Regions from separate parts of the Homo sapiens genome. Here region 1 is linked to region 2. Evidence: chromatin contacts called from ENCODE Hi-C data. All regions are on one chromosome and are shown on one strand. Each heading gives the region's core, a stretch centred on a gene start or an enhancer-like site at or near the end of the contact. The rest is flanking DNA. Distances are from core to core; before and after follow the strand shown.

The links. A loop is a pair of places that touch in the nucleus more often than their neighbours do. Pooled maps may share reads with other maps.
Region 1: a pooled map shows a loop between it and region 2 (6-fold over the local background). The contact joins two enhancer-like sites. A Hi-C loop is called at or near these places in 2 of 37 single-sample maps with no recorded cell type and 2 of 50 pooled maps.

What each region holds. Positions count from the first base shown.
Region 1 is chr17:34,379,122-34,384,544 of GRCh38, reverse strand. No RefSeq gene overlaps it. Among named protein-coding and RNA genes, the nearest start is that of CCL1, 19 kb to the right of the region's middle. Within about 2 kb of position 1,869, at least 2 of the 41 ENCODE cell types and tissues checked have a DNase peak (open chromatin) inside an H3K27ac peak, as active enhancers do.
Region 2 is chr17:32,499,345-32,505,029 of GRCh38, reverse strand. All of the region lies in intron 21 of MYO1D (myosin ID), which reads left to right. LOC124903982 (a long non-coding RNA gene) reads right to left here. Exons shown (of 2, transcript XR_007065716.1): 2 at 5,024-5,685. Among named protein-coding and RNA genes, the nearest start is that of CDK5R1, 15 kb to the right of the region's middle. RefSeq lists an enhancer at 687-1,457. Within about 2 kb of position 1,414, at least 13 of the 41 ENCODE cell types and tissues checked have a DNase peak (open chromatin) inside an H3K27ac peak, as active enhancers do.

The DNA.
Region 1 (5,423 bases), core at 620-3,119, 1.9 Mb before region 2:
TAATACTGCTACCAACAGAGTTAACTAATGTTTTTTTTCTGTATGTTCCTGTAGTCAGAGTTGTGTCATGCCCTCTCTTCCTGTAATTCCACTTCTAGGAAGCTAATCTAAAGAAAACTATTGTAAGTAGAAAATGGGACTTGCAGAAAAGTAGTCACAGAAGTGTTATTTATAAATAACAAGCTAAATATCTATAATAAATATCTACATATCAAAAACCTAAATAACCAGCTAAATATCTATATATTGAGACGTGTAACTTCAGCTTGATGAAATATTTTTCTGTCATCACAATGGCAGTTATGAAAACTAAGGGGCATCACAGAAAATGTTTATGATATTCAGTGAAAAAAGAAGACACAAAATTTGGCATTCATGATGATTGAGATGATATGAAGATTTATGTAGAAAAAGATAAATAATGGAAAGTGAGAAACAAGTAGTTCTTTGAAATTGATAGGACTATTAATCTTTTTGCATGTACTCTAATGTTTTATCACAATGATTTTCAATTCCAAAGGCTATCTGTCAAATAAAAGTTAAGTCAAACCTAAACCAACCTGTTAACTTCAGTAGAGATCTAACCTACTTGTGGATAATGGAGACTTAACAACCCCTATGTATGAATGAGAAGCTGTATGTATAGGTGTGTGCATATATAATAATGTCACATGCACATTTGACTTGGTGAGAGTCCCAGACTCAACCTCCAAGGGTCTTAAATAAGATTACACAGGAACCACAGTGTTTCACATGCCTGAACCTCAGCCCTGTTGTTATTCTTTCATGCCCTAAAGTGGAATATCTCCAGGTAATCTCTACCAATACACCGATGTCTGACCTTGGGACAAATCTTCCCAGAAAGAGGTCTTACTCCTAGGAATTAAGACGACACTTGATGGAAACAGTTGTCTGGAGTCAGCAGAGCCAGAGGCTGAGACTTTGGCTTTTCATGAATGAGCATTTTGAGCTCTGGCCCAAATAGTTACCATTGATTGAGAATTCGCTCTGTCAGGTGCTGTGGAAGATCCCCTCTATCAGTGGCTCTCAAATGTGAGAAGCATCAGAATCACTCGGGGTGGAGGACTTGTTAAAGAGATTACTGGGCCTCATCCCAAAACTTTAAGGCTCAGTAGGGCCCAAGAATTGGCCTTTCTAACAAGTTCCCAGCTAATGCGGAAGCTGCTGGCACAGTACTGAGAGCCACTGCTCTAACTACAAGCTCTCATTGCTCATGACAACTTTGCAAATGAGCTGCCTTAATATGACATCCTCTACCAAGGGGATAGAGAAATGGAATCACTTGGCCAGTTATTTAACCATCTTTGTTTCATTGTATGTAAGGGGAGTAATAAGATGATATTCTTCTCTTTCAAGAACTGTAGGTACTCACATGTACTCATCTCCCCAGTCCTAAGGTGCAGGGGGTGAGGAGGAAAGAGAGAGACAGAGATAGAGAGAGAGAGAGAGAAAGAGAAAGAGAGAGAGACTCCTCTACTGTGGAGACCAACTAACTGCCCTTTTCTTAGACTATGAATCACCTCCAGATGTCAGGCTTCTGTTTGCTGTTGTTTTCCTTAATTAGCGAAAATGAGCTGCCTCAAACGCAGCCTGCATGGTTTCTGCTGTCGCTAGGAATCCTCAGCAAAGTGACAGACATACACCGCTAGTGACTCTGCAGACCTACCAGGTTCTGTGGGCTCAGGCGTCCCACTCCCACCCCCGGCGCTGCATGGCTGAACTGGGGACAGGGAGGCATGCAGAACAATGACAGGAAACACCAGCTGTTCCATGAGACCTTTGACAACCTCCCCTTTCTGTGGGTCCCAGAGGGCAGGATTGACTCAGCATCTCCTAGCTGGGCACATGCCAACCCAAACTGTGTGATGTGGGCATGACAGGGGCTCTCAAGTCAGACATGCCTGGGTTTGAATCTTGGAGCTTCTACTTTGAAGCTGTGGAGCCAGTCTATTCTGTGCACCTCATCTATAGTATGGGGAGAATAATATTGACCTTCACTGGGTAACTGTTGGGGTTCAATAAGCCAGTATATAGTAACAGCATAGCTTGGTGCCCAACAGAGTGTTTCCTGGAACTTGATGAAATGGCTAAAAAAATTTTAAAGAAGAATAAAAGGGGCCAGGTGTGGTGGCTCATGCCTGTAATCCCAGTACTTTGGGAGGTAGAGGCGGGCAGATCACGAGGTCATGAGTTCGAGACCAGCCTGGCCAACATGGTGAAACCTCTACTAAAAATACAAAAATTAGGCATGGTTGCAGGCGCCTGTAACCCTGGCTACTTGGGAGGCCGAGGCAGGAGAATCGCTTGAAACCGGAAGGCAGAGGTTGCAGTGAGCCAAGATCGCACCACTGCACTCCAGCTTGGGGAATAAGAGCAAAACTCCGTCTCAAAAAAAAAGAACAAAAGGGTAAAAATAGACAGACACTTCCAGTTAAAACAAAAAAAATCCCAGAGGGGATTTACGTTACCAGATACCACAACTTGTTATGAGTTGTACGTCAATGCAGCGATACACAAGCTGACCAATAAAATGATATACAAAAGTCCAGGAACAAAAGCACGTATGTATAAAGCTATGTTATATGATATGGTTTGTGTGTCAGATTAATGGGGAAAGGAGAGACCATTCAAAAATTAGGCCTGGAAAAATGGTAATCCCTATCAAATAAATTAAATTGGATCCTTACATTACATGATATATAAAAATCAACTCCACATGGTTAAATGTTTAAAAAGTCTTTAAAATTTTTAATAGAAAATATTAATAGAAATATTTTTTAAATATTGGAGAATAGGGGTTTTTTTTAGTTTTAAAACTTTTAAATATATATATGTGTTTATTTATTTATTTATTTATTTATTTATACTTTAAGTTCTGAGATACTTGTGCAGAATGTGCAGGTTTGTTACATAGGTATACATGTGCCATGGTGGTTTGCTGCCCCTATCAATCCATCATCTAGGTTTTAATCCCCGCATGCATTAGATATTTGTCCTAATGCTCTCTTCCTCCCCTTTCCCCCGACCCCTGTGTGTGATGTTCCCCTCCCCGTGTCCATGTGTTCTCATTGTTCAACTCCCACTTATGAGTGAGAACATGCGGTGTTTGGTTTTCTGTTCCTGTGTTAGTTTGCTAAGGGTGACAATTTAACCTTGTGTCTTAAGACAGAGGAGTTTTGACTATAAAATAAGAGATTGATACATGTGTATTAAAATTGATTTTTCTTTCATAAAACGACAACTTGACTGAGGAGTAGGCTTGCTACATTATTTTGTTTGTTTTTATCTAGATGATATTAAAACTCAGAGTAATAAATTTTGACATTCTTTTGTATTTACAGTTTATCAGTTGTTAATTTTCTCTGTTCAACTGTAGTACAATAGATGCAGTGATTTAACATTTACAATTTTCACATATGGTATATTTCAGAAATTTGAAATTAAGCAACAATCTCAAAGAGTGGAGAAAGTAAGGACTCCTCGAGAAATCTTAATAGGGGACTAGGTCCCTTTGGAATTGTCAGTGGGTTCACTGCCTTACATCCTGATATCTGTGTCCAAGGTGAGGTTCTGAGGGGTAAAGGTAAATACAAATTGAAGAGCACTCTCTAAGCTGAAAGAAAGTCATGTCTGTTATGATTCATTCCCAGTTTGGTTTTGGATGGCATTGGAGAATGCTGTGAGCACTGCCGCATTGCTGTGCTGATTTAGGCAGTTTCGCCACCAGCCTGGAAAAGGAGACATGGGCTCTGCGCTCTACCCTTGCTCCCTGGTAAGTCGCTAAGCTCTGAACTTTGCTCCCTAAACTTGAAGTGGTCCTTTATTCACAAAGGGGGAATTACTTGAAAATGTCAGATGAGACATCTATAATTTGTTGCTTTAAATAAAATAGAAGCAAAATGCTAAAAAGGTTACCTTGAATTTTAATACCTGTGAAAGGTCCATGTTTCAGCTTTCTTCCAATAGCCAAACCATATTCTACCTTGTGCCTTATAGCCAAGCAAGGCTAAAAGCTCCCTGTTTTAAGTGTTTGCTGTTTATTTTATTTTGGGACAAGAGGGAAAAGGGGCAAAGTGTGAAGGTGAGGAAAAGGTTACCACCTCACAAATATTTTCATTTATCTTGAATGTTAATATCTAGTGCAGTGCCATTGACAACAGTAACTTTACGTAAGAGGAAACATCAAACTCTCCCTTGGGTGGGCCCAAAAAAAGTGATGTATCCTGGACCACATTTGTGCTTTTTATGTATTCCCAGACGTATGGTAGGGCACCTACATTGATAATTGGTCTTTGTTCCAAATTGCGTAAACATTGGGGAAAAAAAAAACAAACTTACATTTGTTGCCTTTCGGTGTATGCCAAAGAAAAGTGAGAATGTTCACGAAATTCTCTTTGGCATAATCTTAGTTAAACTGACAACATGCATAACTTGCCTGCAGAACATGAGGCAAGTACAGTCATTCTTTCATTCACAGGAATTTTGTGGTTTTCTGACATGTGTCTCCACTGTAGATATTACTACTACTCTGCAGTTGGAAACTTATCTTTTTCTAACTAATTAACTAAGTAAGGCCTGGAGAAAAATGAATTTACATGTTTCATTAATTACATAAGGGTCCATTTTACAGCCTTAATAGCCAGGCGGAGTAAGTGGACCAAATTATGGAGAATGGGTACATTTTGTAAAAATACTTAAAAGTACCATTGCGGAGAGAGTGACAGTTTCAAAAAGCTTGTTTTTAATGTTGACAAAAATCATGATCAGAATTTGCTTCCATTTACTATAATTCAGGGGTCAAAAACTGAAAAGCTGAAATACCTTCAGAGTCCCAGGAGGAGCTGACTATGACTAGAAAACGCATGGCATCTAAAGGGGACAGGCAGGGTGTTAATTTGCTCCAGGTGATAGGCAGCAAGCAGGAGTTACATTGTGTCATCTACTTTTCTAATTGATCAAGGAAGGCCGGAGATTTTATGAGATTTGATGTTTGAATTTTGAAGATTAAACGCTTTCAATAAAATATGTGCTCCAACAATATATGGTGGGCTGAGGCTTAGACTACTGGTTTGCATCTTCTAATGTAATTGAATTACTTTCGCCCCTTCCTAACTTATTTGAAGTTTGGTTTTAAGCAAATGCATTTGTGGTTTTGATGAACATCATATGGCCAATAACTTTTTAAAAGCATCTGTGAAACAATTCTAACTGGTTTGAATTTGGAAAAAAAAATCAAAAAAGGTGGCTTAATTTCACAGGTTTCTTTAAAGGGCATCTGCCAAGTAGAAGACTGGCAAGAAAAAATTGGTTCCTAAGGAAGAAGTACAGGTAGTAGGTTGCGTAGTTTGAGGACAGGGATTTTATCCACAAGGAGGTAATTATATGACCTGCTGCTACCTTTC
Region 2 (5,685 bases), core at 165-2,664:
CAGGAAGGAGAGAAAAGGGTCTGGGCTGAGGCCTCGGCAGGGGACACAGACAAAAAGTGCAATCAGTAGAACTCAGAGACTGTCGGCAGTGGAGAAGGAGCGGGAGCGGGGCTGCCTGCCAGCTCTCTGGCCTCAGTGACCGTGCAGACGACACCTCTCACTGCATAGGCTTGATGGGAGGAGGGAAGCACTTTGAGGGAGGGGGCCAAGAGGATGATCTCAGCATTGGCCATGTGAAGACTCAGCTGTCTGCAGAGCATTCCGGGGATTTGTCTAGGAAGTGGCTGAAAAGACATGCATGGACCTCATGCTAAGAGAGGGGACACGGACTGGATCATTGTCATTGAAACCACAGGCATGAGTGATGCCACTGTGAAATAATGTATAAAATGAAAGGGGCCGAAGATGAAGCAGTATTTAAGGAGTGAGAAAGCAAAGCCAAAACAGCTCCCGCAGGAGTCCCACTTATTCTTGCGGTATCAGTCTGTGTGTCGCCTCCTCTGGGAAGCCCACCCACCCCAGCCACCCAGGGTCAGTGACCCTCCTCCATGCAGCAGGTGCTTCCTACAAAGCACTAGCATCCACGAGCTTGGGCCCGGGTCATCCTCACCGCATTTGTCCTTCTCTGGACAGTGCCCCTTCCACCCTGGGCGCTCCATGAGTCACTGCAAAGAGAACGTGGGCAGGGAAGGGAAGAATGGGTGTTGGCAGCATGAGGAGAGTGCCATGGGGGAGGGGCAGCCCAGGCTGGGAGGGTGGTGGCAGTCCTGTTGGGGACACAAGCAGGGTGAGTGTGGATCACGCCCCCGGGCCTGGGAGCCAGGTCAGTTCAGTGCTGTGGAGAGGCAGACAGCAGGCTTGGGTGAGGTCTCAGGGCATGCTGGCTGCCGACAACACCCAGATATGACCCAGTTGGTTCATGACAAGAGAAAGGTTTTACTTTCCAAATACAAATGGTTTTGCCCCATTCCTCACCAGCTGCAGACCCAGAAAGGACTCAGTATGCCAGGAAGCACCACGCCACCACTCCTGGACTTGGCCTGGTTGCTGAAATCATAGCCTCACCTTATAGGTGACTGTGGTAAAAGTGTCCATTCGACCCTGACATAAACAGAAGTGGCATTTCCTAAAGCAAGATTTTGAAAGAGATTCCCTGTGTGGTTTGACATCAGCAGGGGGATTTACTTCTTGAAGGAACTGAAACACAGAGTAAACAGCTGCAGTCATGAGCTCCTGATGCTCCAGTCAGTAGCTGTTGTCCTCAGTGTGAGCCAGAGAGCATGCATTATGTCCTAGTGACATCCAGATGGAGGACGGCCTGTCTCTGTGACTCTAGAGTTTCTCATGAAGCACTTAATGCATTTACTATCACTTTGAAAAGCACCTGTCTCTGCTTGGTGCAAGGCTGTGTTCCTCCTACCACATCCTGTTACCAAACTTGAGAGAACATTGCATTAGCCTCACAATATTCTCAGACACTCCTTGCTGCACCCAGAAAAATGTTCTCACCAAGTGACTGCACTGCACCCCACTTCCACTGCATTTTCCCTTGAAGTGCATTTGTTAGAACCTGGATCACCCCCACTCTCACAGGGAATGCCATTGAGAGGAAAAGTGACTCACTGATTTCTTCAAGTCCTGCCTGGCTTCTGCAGGGGCAGGGCAGGTCGGCGAATGACAGTCTCCTAATCCCAGCTGAGCCAGGGCTGCCTGCAACCTCCCAGGACCCGCTTTCCTGGTTGGCTTTGACCTAAAACCCTGCACTGCCCAGCTGACCAGGGGCCTGGATGGGAGGGGATGTTTTCTGGGCTGATTCACCTTCTGGACAGGAGTGGCCTGTCCCACTTTGTGCAGGGCCTGCGAAGGCACAGGTAGCACAGGGAACATGTTTGTTCATTCCATAGATCAAGTCTTGCATTTACTCACGGGTTTCTCTAAGAGCAGAAGACAAGAGTCTAAATGAAAAATGAAGGAAAGTAATTTGATAAAGGCCATTTGCCTGCAATGATGGCTTGAAACAGATGAAACGAGATGAAAGTCCCCGAATTCCACAGTTTGCTGGCCATTAAATCCTGTAACAGAGGATGGGGAGGGAAAAAAAATATCCCTCCCCAATGCAGCCAGCCTCCCTCGGCAGCTGTCCTTTGGCTTGGCGCACCCTCAGAGGGAGACGCCCTGCCTCCATCTGTACGATGTTTCCTTTTCTTTAAAAAATAAGGAAAGAATTCTGGCTCTAGTTGGATTTCCAGAGTGTGGCGAAGTTCAAACAAGAAAGAAGTCACTGACCCCAAGCGTCTACTCCGTCTCCTGCCCAGGCCTTTCTCTGCTCTGTCTCCAGGATCAGCACAAGAAATCTCTTATTAGTCTTAAAATTATTTTGGCTAAACTTGAGATGAGGAGAGAAAACATGGTTTGAAGGCAAATTCTAATTTTTCATTTAGGTCAATCCACATTTTAAAAAAAAATTATTGTGGTAAAATACACATAACATAAAACATATTATTAGTCACATTTAGTACATTCACAATGTTACAAGACCATCACCTCTACCTAGTTCCGGAATATTTTCATCACCCCAAAAGGAGACCCTATGCCCTCTAAGCAGTCCCTCCACGCCCCCACTCCCCGCAGCCCTTGGCAGCCACTAACTGGTTTCTGCCTCCGTGGCTTTGCCTCTTCTGGCTATTTCATATAAATGTAGTTATACAATATGTAGCCTGTTGTCTGCCACCTTTCACTTAGCATCATGTTTCAAGGTTCAAGGTTCATCTTGTTGTAACATGTGCTAATACTTTATTCCTTTCTGTTGCTCAATAATATTTCATTGAATGGATGTACCACATTTTGTTTATTCATTCATCCACTGATGCACATTTGGGTTTATGTAGGAAAAGTCTCTATCAAACTGTTTCCTCTGCTCTCACACCACCACCACAGTCATCAACACAGAAGAAGACTTCTGTGACCAAAGGTATGGAGGTTTTCGCCACACACCTACCAGTGGTCACCAGCTGGGTGTCCTCCGATTCAATTCCGACATCATCTACCTGGAGATGGTGTCAGATCCCACAGGTTGAGGGCTCAGACCAGCCCCCACACCACCCCTAGACACCAGTTGCAAGTCAGGGTCTCTGGAACTTCTGACCAACCAGCTTCCAGTTGGAGTTCCCAGGACCTCCTCTTTGGGTTCAATTAATTTGCTCACAGAACTCAGGGAAACACTTCCTTACATTTACCAATTTATTAAGAAGGATATTCTAAAGGATGCAGATAAACAGCAGATAAAGAGACAGACAGGGCAAGGTGTGGAAGGGTCCCAAGAAGCAGAGGCTCGTCTGTCCTCGCGGACTGGGATGCCTCCCGGTACGTGCTGGATTCTTCTCCGCCTTCCCGTCAGCCTCCATGTGTCCAGCTCTCCAGAAGCTCCAAACCCATCCTTCTTGAGTTTTTTATGGAGACTCCATTGGCTGTCCATGATTGAAGCATGGACAACTGTGTCGAAATGAGATTGGCCAAAAAGGGACTGATCTAAACCCACCAAGGCCTGTCCATTCAGATCTTTCCTGGCCTCTCTGTGCAGCATTCCTTCCTCCAAGGTGTTGGGCAGGACCCCCTCGGGAATGAGGGTGTTAGGGCTCACAATCAGATTAGAGAACTGACTTGGGCAGGAGAAAGTCAGCGAGAGAGATTTTGTTTCCTGAGGGCTGCTTCTGAGGCTTCTGAGGCCTAAAGCACCCCAACGTTATAACAAAAGACTAACAATGGTTATGGGAGATACGAGCTAGGAACTGTGGATGACACCTCATCATATCATCATCATCATCACCATCATCACATCACAAGGCTGTTGCTACCTTTGGTAAACAGTGCTGCCATGAACATTCATGTATAAGCTTTTGTCTGTTCTCAGTTCTTTTGGGTATATACCCAGGAGTGGAATCGCTGGGTGATATGGCAGTTCAATGTTTAACTTTCTGAGGAGCCGCCAACCTCAATCCACATTTTCTTTTTTTTTTTTTTTGAGATGGAGTCTCACTCTGTCACCCATGCTGGAGTGCAGTGGCACGATCTTGACTCACTACAAGCTCCGCCTCCCAGGTTCACGCCATTCTCCTGCCTCAGCCTCCCGAGTAGCTGGGACTACAGGTGCCCACCACCATGCCCGGCTAATTTTTTTGTGTATTTCTAGTAGAGATGGGGTTTCACCATGTTGGCCAGGATGGTCTCGATCTCCTGACCTCATGATCCACCCACCTCGGCCTCCCAAAGTGCTGGGATTACCGGCGTGAGCCACTGCGCCTGGCCCCTCAATCCACATTTTCTGACTTCGTTATCTGCTGATGGCAGTGTGTAGATGGCGTCAGCTGGGCAGTGCTCAGCCGAACTTCAGAGCAGAAGGCTGGTTCTTCTTGCCCTTGTTGTTCGGTGGTGAGCTCAACACACGTAGTCACTCAACCCCCTCTTCTGCCCAAACGTCACAGCAGCACCACACAAACAGGCTGGGAGTCAGGCAGGCCAGGGCTGCCCAGGTCTGTGCCAAGGAAAAAAGTAGTAACCCAGGCAACTGTCACTTAAGGCGGCAAAACAGAGTATCTCTCTGCTAAGGAGCAGACCTCCTTCCCAGGTCTGGTTCACAGGTATCTGGCCACTTTGTGTTTAGAAGGAACTTCATGGACTGGGTGAGTCTCCATCCCAGGAGGCTCTTGACCAGTTGTGCCCATTGTCTTCCTCATTCATGAGGCTGCAGTGAGTGTGCGAAGTTGATGAAGTGAGCAGATGAAGTTGTGTTACTGGGAGAGAGCCATTTACACAGCAGATGGACTGAGGCCTGCAGCCTTACGCGGCCCCAGCACGTCCAGAACCTGTGGCCCAGCCAGTGTTGCCCATCAGCACCTGGGAGCATCTCCTGTGTGCAGGGCAGCACCACGCATGCAGCTGTGTAAGACGCCTCCCCTCCCCGCCAGGACCTTGCATTCTGAAAGTGGAGACCAGTACATGTGGTGTGAATGCTCCATTAAACTTGTAGGGTTGTTTATTTTTTATTTTTATTTTATTTTTTATTTTTCAAAGATGGGGTCTTGCTCTGTCACTCAGGCTGGAGTGTGGTGGCTCAGTCTCGGCTCACTGCAGCCTCCGCCTCCCAGGCTCCAGCGATTCTTCCACCTCAGTCTCCCAAGTAGCTAGGACTACAGGCCCATGCCACCACACCCAGCTACTTTTTAATTTTTTTTTTTGTAGAGACAGTAATTCACCATGTTGCCCAGGCTGGTCTTGAACCTCTGAGCTCAAGCAATCTGCCGGCTTCCGCCTCCCAAAGTGCTGGGATTACAGGTGTGAGCCACCATACTTGGCTTTTTATTTTTATTTGTTTATTTTTTTTTATTTTTTTATTTTTGGAGACAGAGTCTTGCCCTGTCACCCAGGCTGGAGTGCAGTGGCATGATCTTGGCTCACTGCAACCTCAGCCTCCCAGGTTCAAGCGATTCTCCTGCCTCAGCCTCCCGAGTAGCTGGGATTACAGGCATGCACCACCACACCCAGCTAATTTTTGTATTTTTAGTAGAGACTGGGTTTCACCATGTTGGCCAGGATGGTCTCGATCTCCTGACCTCATGATCCACCTGCCTCTGCCTCCCAAATTGCTGGGATTACAGGCGTGAGCAACTGCACCCGGCCGCCTTTTTA